Linked DNA regions of Homo sapiens: region 1 is linked to region 2. Evidence: chromatin loops called from intact Hi-C (ENCODE). Cell type or tissue: transverse colon. All regions are shown on one strand. Links, peaks and the distances in the headings refer to the core of each region. The heading gives the core; the rest is flanking DNA.

Region 1 (6,504 bases), core at 837-5,836, 73 kb after region 2:
AGCACTTTGGGAGGCTGAGGCGGGCAGATCACGAGATCAGGAGATCGAGACCATCCTGGCCAACATGGTGAAAACCCGTCTCTACTAAAAAATACAGAAAAAATTAGCTAAGCATGGTGGCCCGTGCCTGTAATCCCAGCTACTAGGGAGGCTGAGGCAGGAGAATCACTTGAACCAGGGAATCAGAGGTTGCAGTGAGCCAAGATTGCGCCACGGCACTCCAGCCTGGCGACAAAGCGAGATTCCATCTAAAAAAAAAATTTGGCTGAGTATACTGGTGCACATCTACAGTCCCAGCTACTTGAGAGGCTGAGGTGGGAGGATTGCTTGAGCATGGGAGGTCAAGACTGCAGTGAACTGTGATCGTGCCACTGCACTTCAGCTTAGGCAGCACAAGTGAGACCCTGTCTCAAAAAACGGGGTGGGGGGATGAATATTATGTGATTTATATCTCAATTAAAAAATAATTTAGTGCCAGGCATGGTGGCTCATGCCTGTAATTCCAGCACTTTGAGAGGCCGAGGTGAGCGGATTACCTGAGGTCAGGATTTCGAGACCAACCTGGCTAATATGGTGAAACCCTGTCTCTACTAAAATATAAAAATTAGCCAGGTGTAGTGGTGGGCGCCTGTAATCTCAGCTACTCGGGAGGCTGAGGCAGGAGAATCACTTGAACCCAGGAGGCGGAGGTTGCAGTGAGCTAAGTTCATGCCACTGCACTCCAGCCTGGGCGACAGAGTGAGACTCTGTCTCAAAAAAATAATAAGAAGAATTTAGGACCTAATGCAGGGGGTCTTATATGCTAAGCTGAGGCTACTTAATGCTGGAGACAGCAAGGGGTCACCAAATGCCTTTAATATGCCAAATAATAATAGTGGTAATGATAATAACAAGAATAAGAGCAATGGAGCCCATGGGTTAAGCATGTACCATGTGTTTTGCCTGCATCCGCATCCTCTTCTCTTTTTTTTTTTTGAGACAGAGTCTCACATTGTTGCCCAGGCTGGAGTGCAGTCATGCGATCTCAGCTCACTGCAACCTCCACCTCCCGAGTTCAAGTGATTCTCCTGCCTCAGCCTCCTGAGTAGTTGAGACTACAGGCGTGTGCCACCATGCCTGGCTAATTTTTGTGTTTTTAGTACAGACAGGGTTTTCCCATGTTGGCCAGGCTGATCTCAAACTCCTGGCCTCAAGTGATCTGCCCACCTCAGCCTCCCAAAGTGCTGGGATTACAGGTGTGAGCCACCACACACCTGGCCTGCATCCTCTTCTCTGATCACTTTTTTTTTTTTTTTTTGAGACAGAGTCTTGCTCTGTGGCCAGGCTGGAGTGCAATGGCGTGATCTCGGTTCACTGCAACCTCCACCTCCTGCGTTCAGGTGATTCCCCTGCCTCAGCCTCCTGAGTAGCTGGGACTACAGGCACATGCCACCACGCCCAGCAAATTTTTTTTTTGTATTTTAGTAGAGATGGGGTTTCACCATGTTGGCCAGGATGGTCTCGACCTCCTGACCTCGTGTTCTACCTGCCTCGGCCTCCCAAAGTGCTGGATTTACAGGCATGAGCCTCCGTGCCTGGCCTGATCACCTATTTAAATCACCCAATAGTGCCATCTGCATTTTTCTTCATAACACATAGTGCTTATTTATTTTGTTGAATGTTTGTCTCCTCCCTGACTAAATGATAAATGCCACGAGAGCAGGAAATTTTGTCTGTTTTATTCATGACTTTAGGCCAGATGCAGTGGCTCACGCCTGTAATCCCAGTATTTTGGGAGGCGGAGGCAGGAGGATCACTTGAGGCCAGGAGTTCAAGACCAGCCTGGACAATATAATGAGACCCTGTCTGTACAAAGAAAAAAAAAAAAACCCAAAAACTGGCCAGGTGTGGTGGCATACACCTGTAGTCCTACTCAAGAGGCTGAGATGGGAGAATCACCTGAGCCAGGGGAGGTGGAAGTTGCCATGAGCTGTGATCATACCAGTGTACTCCAGGCTGGGCAACAGAGTGAGGCCTTGTATAAAAAAGAAAAAAAAAAAAGACTTTATATGGTGTCCAAAATAATGTCTGGCATATAATAGGTGCTAAATAAATAACCTAACAAGTGAATGCTGTTGAATACAAGAACCTGGGAAATCACATGTAACAAGCAACAAGCTGAAGAAAGCGTTGAGTAATATATTCAACTCGCTAGGCAGAGCTGGGCTGAACTGGAGAAGTGTCCCTGAGACACTTAATGCCTTCACTGCAAAGCCCTTTCGAAGTCACTAACCTTTGGCTGTTCTTTCCCTTTAACTCATCTTGCTTTGCGTCATGTGTGATGGTCATGTTTTTCCCCCCTAGAATCCATTCTCCTGCTTCTCTGATTATTGTATTTTGATTTTCCTTGGAGGAACAATCCAACACCCCCTAGGTTCATGCAGTTTATGTGGAACTGGACCAGGGCTCCAAGGATGAACATGTGGCCTAGGTCTGGCCAATCACAGCATTATATTCTGTTGCTAGCAGTGGTTGGTCCAGAGAGAAGGCACATGACCCAAGCCAGACCAAGGAAACTTCATTATGGGATTTTGCTGAAAGTGTTAGGAAGGAGAAATTATCACCAAGGTTTGTTTCTAAGCTGGTAGAATGCAAGCTTGGAGCTGCTGATGGCCATTTTTTTCTTTTCTTTTGTTGTTGTTGTTATTGTTGAGATGGAGTCTTGCTCTGTTGCCCAGGCAGGAGTGCATTAGTGCGATCTTGGCTCACTGCAACCTCGCCTCTCGGGTTCAAGCAGTTCTCCTGCCTCAGTCTCCCAAGTAGCTGGGATTACAGGCAGCTGCCACCACGCCTGGCTAATATTTGTATTTTTAGTAAAGATGGGGTTTTACCATGTTGGCCAGGCTGGTCTTGAACTCCTGAACTCAAGTGATCTGCCCATCTCAACCTCCCGAAGTTCTGAGATTACAGGTGTGAGCCACCGTACCCGGTCTGATGGCCATTTTTGCTGATACTTGGGAAGAACCAGCCTGAGAATGAAGTCAATACAGAGAGAAGCAGAGCCTAGAGATGGTAAGAAACAGAGGCCTGGTAAATGTCAATCAAACCCTGAATCCAGCTTTGCCTGAGGGAGGATCAGTCTCTGAACTAATATGAGTTCCCTATGTTGCTTTAGCCACTTTGATTTTGCCTTGTAATGCAGTGAATTCTAACAAACACATCACGTGATCCAAGTACCATGACTACAGTTACTAAATCAAAAACAAATCCCGAAACCAAAAGCAACTGTTTGAAGGGAACTTATCCTCTACTTACTTATATAAGCAGAGAGGGAACTTCCGCTTTTCAATAGAGAAGCTACTGAAGGAAAACTCATCCCTTTCTCTGGTACCTCCATGAGTGAGGAGTGATTTGCCTAATAGTGGGTTTGGGAGAAGATGCTGAGTTTGTTGCCTGGTCCCTTTCTCTTTTTTTCTTTTTGCTATGGCCTGACCTTTAGACACTGCTGTTTTCCTCCTTCACCATGAGGAGCCTGTCCCTGTGAAAGACATTTGCAGTAACCCAGCCTGTGGCTGGGTAAATTAGTTTAATCCAGAGGGAAATTGCATGCACCACTAAAGCCACATTCTCCAATCAGCCTTATCCAGAAAACAAACTCTAGAGCTCTAGTTTCCTGATTCATATATCTTTTTCTCAGTGGATTTGGAATTTGGAAAGGCTAAGGAGGGTGCAATTAATTATCAGCCCCATGAAACCCCAACATGTTAATTTACATATTTTCTTTAGAAAACTTTGAGAGGCAGTCCTGTGGAGATCAAATTTCTGGTGTTGTCAGGGCTCCAGGCTTAAAGGTAATTACGGGTCAAGTGTGTTCCTGACCTGGGTAGTTTGTGACAGTTACAGTGGTTCCACAGGATTTTAACTGGCTGGAGCCTGAGTACAAGGGCCTCTAGGGCAGGCCTTGACCTAACTCATGTGAGTACAGCCTTGACCTCAGCAGGCAGGCGGGACAGGGATTCGATTATTGGGGGAAAAGTCTTTCTGTCCCAGAGCAGGCTTACCTTCAAAAGGGCAGAACTTTAGTTTACCAACCTGTAGACTCCGGCGGGTAGATTTTTGCTTTTTGTAATACCTCTTTAAGCAACACTTGCGGCTGGGCAAGTTGACTTTGATTTGTGAATTGCATGAACTTTGATCACGGTTTAGCATTTGGAGAGCTCAGACTCTGGCTTTACCCATAGAATGGGGGTATATTTTATTAGTGAAAACAAATGAAAAGAACAGGGCCCTTATTGTATAGGAGATATGCTTCTTTGCGGGTGGAGGTAGATAAATTGAATGAAGACCCATAAGATAAGAAAACAGTGAGGCTTATGCCTTGAAACTTTTGTTTCTGAGAAACAGGTTTGCTTGAGAAATCAAGGAGGACCTGGACCTGGGTTGTTTGGTTTTGTTTTTTTGTGGGTTTTTTTTTTTTGAGCCAGGGTCTTACTCTGTTGCCCAGGCTGGAGTGCATGGAGTGCACGGTGCGATCTTGGCTCACTGCAACTTCCACCTCCCAGGTTCAAGCAATCCTCCCGCCTCAGCTTGGCAAGTAGCTGGGACTACAGGCGTGAGCCACCAACACTTGGATTTTTTTTTATTTTTTGTAGAGACAGGGTTTTACCATGTTGGCCAGGCTGGTCTTGAACTCCTGAGCTCAAGCAGTCCGCCTGCCTCAGCCTCCCAAAGTGCTGGGATTACAGGTGTGAGCCACCGTGGCCAGCCTGGGTTGTGTGTGGTTTTTTTTTTTTTTTGAGATGGAGTCTCACTCTGTCACCCAGGCTGAAGTGCAGTGGTGCAATCTTGGCTCACTGCAGCCTCCGCCTCCTGGGCTCAAGCGATTCTCATGCTTCAGCCTCCCGAGTAGCTGGGGTTACAGGCATGTGCCACCACACCCAGCCAATTTTTAAAAATTTTTAGTAGAGACAGGGTTTCACCATGCCTCCGCTGCTGAAAGTGCTGGGATTACAGGCATTAGCCACCGCACCTAGCCTGGGTTGTGTTTTAAAATATGCTTCTGGGCTGGGCATGGTGGCTCATGTCTGTAATCCCAGCACTATGGGAGGCCAAGGTTGGTGGATCATCTGAGATCGGGTGTTTGAGACCAGCCTGGCCAACATGGTGAAACCCCATCTCCACTAAAAATACAAACATTAGCTGGGTGTGGTGGTGGCGCATGCCTGTAATCCCAGCTACTTGCGAGGCTGAGGCAGGAGAATCCCTTGAACCCAGGAGGTGGAGGTTGCAGTGAGCTGAGATTCAGCCAGCCTGGCCTGGGCAACAAAGTGAGACTCCGTCTCTAAATAAATAAATAAATAAATAAATAAATAAATAAATATAAAAAAAATATGCTTCTGTTGTGCTACCAGAACAGAACCAGCAGAAGAGTGAAAGACAAATAAAGGAAGATCTGCTGACTAAACTGGAGGAGGGTGGGATTTTTTTTTAAAAAAAACATGATCTTGCTCTATCACCCAGGCTGGAGTGCAGTGGCCCGATCATAGCTCACTGCAGCCTCAAACTCCTGGGCTCAAGCAATCCTCCCACCTCAGTCTCCCAAAGTGCTGGGATTACAGGGATCTTTTATAAAGAGCTAGAACTGTGATCTTAGTAGACAAGCCAAACAGATGTGGAAGAGAAGTGAATTTTTGAAGGCTTAACTAGGGGGATATATATATATATATATATACATATATGTATATATATATATATATATATTTTTTTTTTTTTTTTTTTTTGAGATGGAGTTTCACTCTTGTTGCCCAGGCTGGAGTGCAATGACACGATCTCGGCTCACCACAACCTCCGCCTCCCGGGTTCAAGCAATTCTCCTGCCTCAGCCTCCCGAGTAGCTGGGATTACAGGTATGCACCACCACACCCAGCTAATTTAGGATTTTTAGTACAGACGGGGTTTCTCCATGTTGGTCAGGCTGGTCTCAGGTGATCCACCTGCTTCAGCCTCCCGAAGTGCTGGGATTACAGGCGTGAGCCACCGCGCCCAGCCCGCTAGGTAGATATTAAGAGAAGAGACCCACAAATATACAACAACTTGAAAGGAAGTTGCAGTAATATTACAAATTACGGGAAAAAATAATATACATATATTTTGAGACAGTGTTTTACTCTGTCACCCAGGCTGGAGTGCAGTGGTGCAGTCTCGGCTCACTGTAGCCTCTACCTCCCAAGCTCAAGTGATCCTGCCACCTCAGCCTCCTGAGTACAGGAACTACAGGTGTGTGCCAACACACCTAGCTAACTTTCTTTTTTTTTGAGATGGAGTCTCACTCTGTCACCCAGGCTGGAGCGCAGGGGTGCGATCTCGGCTCTCTGCAAGCTCTGCCTCCCGGATTCACGCCATTCTCCTGCTTCAGCCTCCTGAGTAGCTGGGACTACAGGCACCTGCCACCAAGCCCAGCTAATTTTTTCTATTTTTAGTAGAGATGGGTTTCACCGTGTTACACACCTGGCTAACTTTTGTATT
Region 2 (6,504 bases), core at 743-5,742:
ACTGGGCATACAAAAACATATAATTAAAGATATTTTATTCTGGAATTTTGTTTGTACTGCAGCGTTCATGTGTTTTACTAAGGATATATTTTGCTATTCTCTTGGCCTTCAAATGAAGTTATAATTTTAAAATATGCTGAAAATATAGCAGCTATGTATAAGAAAGAAGGTAGGAGTTTGGGTAAATTTTTCTAAACCCAGGCCAAGTAATTATTTATTTCCAGATTAGAGATTTGAGTCCCAGTTAATAAGGTATGTCTTTCTGTTTGTTTTTCAAATAATGTTAATACTGTTCTTTACATTTTATAGATTGCTTGCTGATGCCATTGTTCTTTTTACATCAAGTCAAGAGGAAGTTACTCTTGCTGTTACTCCACTGAATTTTTGCCTCAAGAGTTCTAATGAGGAATCAATGGGTAAAGATTGTATCTGAAATGGTGTTTTGATGGGTTATTACTTCCTGTCTCTCGATTACTAACCATACTGCAAATATTAGTGACATAATTTTATTCCTGTCTAAAAAGCAGTAAGATGTAGAAAGGTTGGAAAAAGCTTTAAGAGATCCAACAAGTTTAACACAATCAGCAATTAAAATATTTGGCTTTGAAATTCAGGGTGTTTTAAAACTAGGAGAATGGGGCCAGGTGCTGTGGCTCACGCCTGTAATCCCAGCATTTTGGGAGGCTGAGGCAGGTGGATTACCTGAGGTCGGGAGTTCGAGACCAGCCTGGCCAACATGGCGAAAACCCATCTCTACTAAAAATAAAAAAATTAGCTGGGTGTGGTGGCTCAGGCCTGTAATCCCAGCTACTCAGGAGGCTGAGGCAGGAGAATCGCTTGAACCCGGGAGGTGGAGGTTGCAATGAGCCAAGATTGCACCATTGCACTCCATTGCCTGGGCGACAGAGACTCTGTCTCAAATAAAAGAAAAAAGAAAATTTGCTACGGTCTTTTGGCACAACAAGCTGTTTGAGACTCTTTGACCTTAGATAATATGTTTTTGGTGACAGCAGTAAGGAGAGGATACAAAGGAAAGAACTATTATTTTAAAGTGAAAAACCAGGGCTTAAGTTGGGTCACATGACTTTTGTAGTGTTTGTGCCAGGTTCTGTTCTAAATAGTTTGCATTTATGAAGTCATTTGATCTTCATAACAACTCTAAGATGTATGTAGGTACTATTATTATCCCCATTTTACATATGAAGAAATTGAAAGCACATATAAAGCACATATGAAGCAGTTGGACACTTTGGGAGGCTGAGGCAGAAGGATCACTTGAGGGGAGTTACCAGCCTTGGCAACATAGTGACACCTCATCTTTACAAAACATAAGAAAAATAGCCAGGCATGGTGGTGCACACCTGTAGTGTCAGCTACTTGGTAGGCTAAGGTGGAAGGATTGCTTGAGCCCGTAAGTTTGAGACTGCAGTGAGCCATGATTGTGCCACTGCACTCCAGCCCAGGCAAGACAGCAAGATCTTGTCTCAAAAAAAAAAAAATTGAAGCACAGAGAAACTGTGGCTTGCCTGGTGTCACAAATTGCCTAGTGAAAGGGTCTGTTTTATGTACCATCATGCCATCTCTGAATAAAGATGGCCATTTAGTAGCCAGGAGAAACTGTCCCTTGTGAGTAGCTTTCTAATGAAGTTATAGTTGACTGGCAATCTAGTTGTTTAATCTTATTATTAAACTTCTTCTATGCTAGTATATTAGGAGTGACATGAGCCTTCTTGTTGGAGATGAATGTATATTTAAGACATTGTTTGATCCTTTAAAAAATATATCATTTGGCCGGGTGCGGTGGCTCACGCCTGTAATCCCAGCACTTTGGGAGGCTGAGGCAGGCGGATCATGAGGTCAGAAGATCGAGACCATCCTGGCCAACATGGTGAAACCCCGTCTCTATTAAAATACAAAAAATTAGTGGGGCGTGGTGGTGTGCACCTATAGTCCCAGCTACTTGGGAGGCTGAGACAGGGGATTAATCACTTGAACCTGGGAGGCGGTGGTTGCAGTGAGCCAAGATCACGCCACGGCACTCCAGCCTGGCGACAGAGCAAGACTCTGTCTAAAATAATAATAATAATAAATATGTATATATATATCACTCAATCTTTGTTCTTACTACTTATATAATTGATATTCATTGAAGAAAATTAAAAATACAAAAAAAATTTTTTAAGTCACCTGATATCCCACTATACAGAGATAAGCACTTTTAATAGTTGGGTATATCTCCTTCTATACTTTAGATCTCACAACAGGAGATTGAGTGAAGATAATGAAATACTATGAAACTATTAAAAGTAACATTGGCCAGGTACAATGGCTCACCCCTGTAATCCTAGTGCTTTGGGAGGCTGAGGCAGGATTGCTTGAGGCCAGGAGTTCAGACCAGCCTGGCCAACACAGCAAGATCCCATCTCTACAAAAATAAAAAATTAGCCAGGTATGGTGGCATGCACCTGTAGTCTATGCTGCAGCAGCTGAGGCAAGGGGATCACTTGAGCTCAAGATTTCAAGGTTGCAGGTGAGCTATGATCATGCCACTGTATTACAGCCTGGGCAACAGAGTGAGACCCAGTCTCAAAAAAAATTAATGGGCCGGGCGTGGTGGCTCATGCCTGTAATCCCAGAACTTTGGGAGGCCGAGGAGGGCTGATCACCTGAGGTCAGGGGTTTGAGACCAGCCTGGCCAACATGGTGAAACCCTTTCTCTACTAAAAATACAAAATTAGCTGGACGTGGTGGTGTGTGCCTATAGTCCCAGTTACTCAGGGGGCTGAGGCAGGAGAATCGCTAGAATCTGGCAGGTGGACCTTGCACTGAGTCGAGATCACACCACTGGACTCCAGCTTGGGCAACAGAATGAGACTCCATCTCAAAAAAAAAATAATAAAAACATTAAAGTAATGTTATATGTGTATGTATAAATACATTCCTCTCTCTCTGAGGGTATGTATCAGAGAGGTTTAATGAAGCAATTTTGTAGTGGAAAACACAAAACATTGACACACACACACACACACACACACACACACACACACACAAATAATTATAAAAATGTGCTTATTGACATGGAAAAATAGCCAAGATATATTGATATATTATTGGGTAGATTATGAAATGGTATGTAGGGTAAGATTGTACTTTCATTTAAAAATATGGCCAGGCGCAGTGGCTCACGCCTGTAATCCCAGTACTTTGGGAGGCTGAGGCGGGTGGATCACGAGGTCAGGAGATCGAGACCATCCTGGCTAACACAGTGAAACCCCATCTCTACTAAAAGAAATACAAAAAATTAGCCGAGTGTGGTGGTGGGCGCCTGTAGTCCCAGCAACTCGGGAGGCTGAGGCAAGAGAATGGCGTGAACCCGGGAGGCACAGCTTGCAGTGAGCCGAGATTGTGCCACTGCACTCCAGCCTGGGCAACAGAGTGAGACTCCGTCTCAAAAGAAAAAAAAAAAAAGTTAAAAATGTGCATGTAAGTGGCAGATGCCTGTAGTCCCGGCTATTCAGAAGACTGAGGCAGAGGATCACTTGAGCCCAGGAGGTCAAGGCTGCAGTGAGCTGTGATCATGCCACTGCACTCCAGCCTGGGCAACACAGTAAGACCCTCTCTCAAAAAGAAGAAAACAAAAAATTTATTAATTAACTTAGATAAGAAATCTGGTATTTAAACATAAACAGTTTAATTTATGTGAAATGGACTTATAGACCCTGAATCATTGGGTAGTTTAAGAGAAATGTAAAATATTAAATTTCTCTTTTGAACAAAGGCATTTAAAAATAGCATGCAGATATCAGGTGGGGAAGTTAGGGTACGTAGGGCAGGAGGAAATGGGATGGGATTTGGGAGACCAGAAAAATTCTTTTTTCCTCTAAATTCATCTCTGGAACTAATTTTATTCTTTATTTTCCCATAATATTAAACAGATTTGAGCAATGCTGTACACAGTGAGATGTTTGTTGGCTCAGATGAGTTTGACTTCTTTCAAATTGGAATGGACACTGAGATAACATTTTGTTTCAAAGAATTGAAGGTAAATAAAGATTTGTATCAATTTAAAATTCAAATTTTCACTGTAAGTTTTTATAAGGATTTTAAGTTTTTTTCTTCTTTTCTTTTTTCAGGGAATACTGACATTTTCAGAAGCTACACATGCTCCTATATCCATTTATTTTGATTTCCCTGGGAAGTAGGTCCTTGAGAATTTTTCTGAGCTTGTTTCTTTTGTTTTATATCAATAACAAAACCTTTTGGATCACTTTGAAATTAATTAACACCTCAGGAATACCTAAACTTTACTATTAATACTTATCAAACTAAAATTTTGAAAGATGCTAAAACATGGCATTTAAAATTTTCTTTTTTCTTTTTTCAGACGGAGTCTCACTCTGTCGCCCAGGCTGGAGTGCAGTGGCATGATCTCGGCTTACTGCAGGCTCTGCCTCCCGGGTTCAAGCAATTCTACTGCCTCAGCCTCCCAAGTAGCTGGGATTACGGGCGTCTACCACCATGCCTGGCTAATTTTTGTATTTTTGGTAGAGACGGGGTTTCACCATGTTGGCCAGGCTGGCCTTGAACTCCTGATTTCAAGAGATCCACCAGCCTCGGCCTCCCAAAGTGCTGGGATTACAGGCGTGAGCCATAGCACCCGGCCTACTGTTTGTTGTTGTTGTTGTTGTTGTTGTTGTTGTTGTTGTTGAGATGGAGTTTTGCTTTTGTTGCCCAGGCTGGAGTGCAATGGTGCAATCTCAGCTCACTGCAACCTCCGCCTCCCAGGTTCAAGTGATTCTTCTGCCTTAGCCTCTTGAGTAGCTGGGATTACAGGCATGCACCATCATGCCCGGCTAATTTTTTTTTTGTATTTTTAGTAGAGACGGGGTTTCTTCATGTTGGTCAGGCTGGTCTCAAACTCGCAACCTCAGATGATCCACCCGCCTTGGCCTCCCCTGTTTCTTTTTAGTCCAGAATTAAGTATCATTTCTAATGTGTTTCTAATGTCCATCAGAAAATGAGTGTCACTGTTGCTCTGACTTGGCTTTTTTAGACCTCTGGCTTTGAGTATTGATGATATGTTAGTGGAAGCTAACTTTATTTTGGCCACATTAGCTGATGAACAAAGTAGAGCATCTTCACCACAGTCACTGTGTCTTTCACAGAAACGAAAAAGGTAAGACTGTGTTTTAACTTCTTTATTACTTGGGACAAGCCATCATAATCTTATTTTGAAATAATTCACTTGCATTCACTTAGGAAACAATTGAGGAGTGAAATATTAGTTAACAAATTTTGACTGAATACAGAAGAGCTGTAGTGAAACTTACCTGTAGCATAGAAACATCACCAATCTCGTGTCAGATATTTGCTTTTTCTGTTCTGACCAGAATTGAACAAGACTGTCTGGTTTATCTGTGTTGTTTCCCAGAACTCAATTCCAATTTTTAGTTTTTGTTGTTGTTGTTGTTGTTGTTATTGTTTTAGACAAGGTCTCACTCCCATTGCCCAGGCTTGAGTGCTCTGGCGCAATCTCAAGTCACTGCAGCCTCCATTTCCCTGGCTCAAGTGGTCCTCCCACCTCAGCCTCCCAAGTAGCTGGGACTATAGGCATGTGCCACCACACCCAGCTAATTTTTTGTATTTTTTTTTGTAGAGACAGGGTTTCACCATGTTGCCCAGGCTGGTCTCAAACTTCTGGGCTGAAGCCATCCACCTGCCTCAGCCTCCCAAAGTGCTGGGATTACAGGTGTGAGTCACCACATCGGGCCTTTAGTTTTTTTTTTTGTTTTTTTTTAGGGGTAATATAGTGTTTTCACAGGAAAGTCTATATTCACTTCCTAGAACTTTTGCTCAGATATAGGGATAGCCATTGCTTTCTTGCTTTCTTTTTTTTTTTTTTTTTTGTTGTTTTTTTTTTGTTTTTTTGAGACAGAATCTCACTCTGTTGCCCAGGCTGGAGTGCAGTGGCATGATCTCAGCTCACTAAAACCTCCACCCCCTGGGTTCAAGCAATTCTCCTGCCTCAGCCTCCCTAGTCGCTGGGATGACATGTGTGCACTAACACGCCTGGCTAATTTTTGTGTTTTTAGTAGAGACGGGGTTTCACTATGTTGGTCAGGCTGGTCTCGAACTCCTGACCTTGTGATCTGCCCGCCTCAGCCTCCCAAAGCGCTGGGATTACAAGCATGAGCCACTGCGCCTGGCTTTTTTTTCTTTCTTAATTTCTTTTCTTTTGGGGGAAGAATGATGCTTTATTGTAAAAGTTATTTCAGGAAATTTGGAAAATAGAGAAAAGTACAAAGAAGAAAATAAAACTTACTCATAATTGCATCACCCAGAGATAGCCACTGTAACATTCTGGCTCACTGCATTTTCTTTCAGACTTAATTTTGTGTATACTTGTATTTTCAAATTTTTTAAAAAAATTTTTTGAGACAGGGTCTCACTCTGTCACCCAGGCTGGAGTGCAGTAGCACAGTCATAGCTCATCATAGTCTCAAC

What was found. A loop is a pair of places that touch in the nucleus more often than their neighbours do. Peaks named below come from ENCODE experiments on the same cell type or tissue, not always from the same donor. Only the 100,000 strongest peaks of a DNase experiment are listed, where the experiment ranks them.
Region 1: a loop joins it to region 2, with 5 times the contacts of the local background. A loop is called at or near these places in 106 of 110 quality-filtered maps.

What each region holds. Positions count from the first base shown.
Region 1 is chr12:110,587,777-110,594,280 of GRCh38, forward strand. No RefSeq gene overlaps it. Among named protein-coding and RNA genes, the nearest start is that of PPTC7, 7.7 kb to the left of the region's middle. RefSeq lists enhancers at 3,122-3,171, 3,192-3,241. In transverse colon, for the core only: no CTCF peak of the experiment used is centred there; a DNase peak (open chromatin) is centred at 3,949; H3K27ac peaks cover 2,666 bases.
Region 2 is chr12:110,514,741-110,521,244 of GRCh38, forward strand. RAD9B (RAD9 checkpoint clamp component B) reads left to right here. Exons shown (of 11, transcript NM_001286535.2): 6 at 310-416; 7 at 3,936-4,042; 8 at 4,134-4,198; 9 at 5,054-5,176. Among named protein-coding and RNA genes, the nearest start is that of RAD9B, 16 kb to the left of the region's middle. RefSeq lists a silencer at 549-792. In transverse colon, for the core only: no CTCF peak of the experiment used is centred there; no DNase peak of the experiment used is centred there.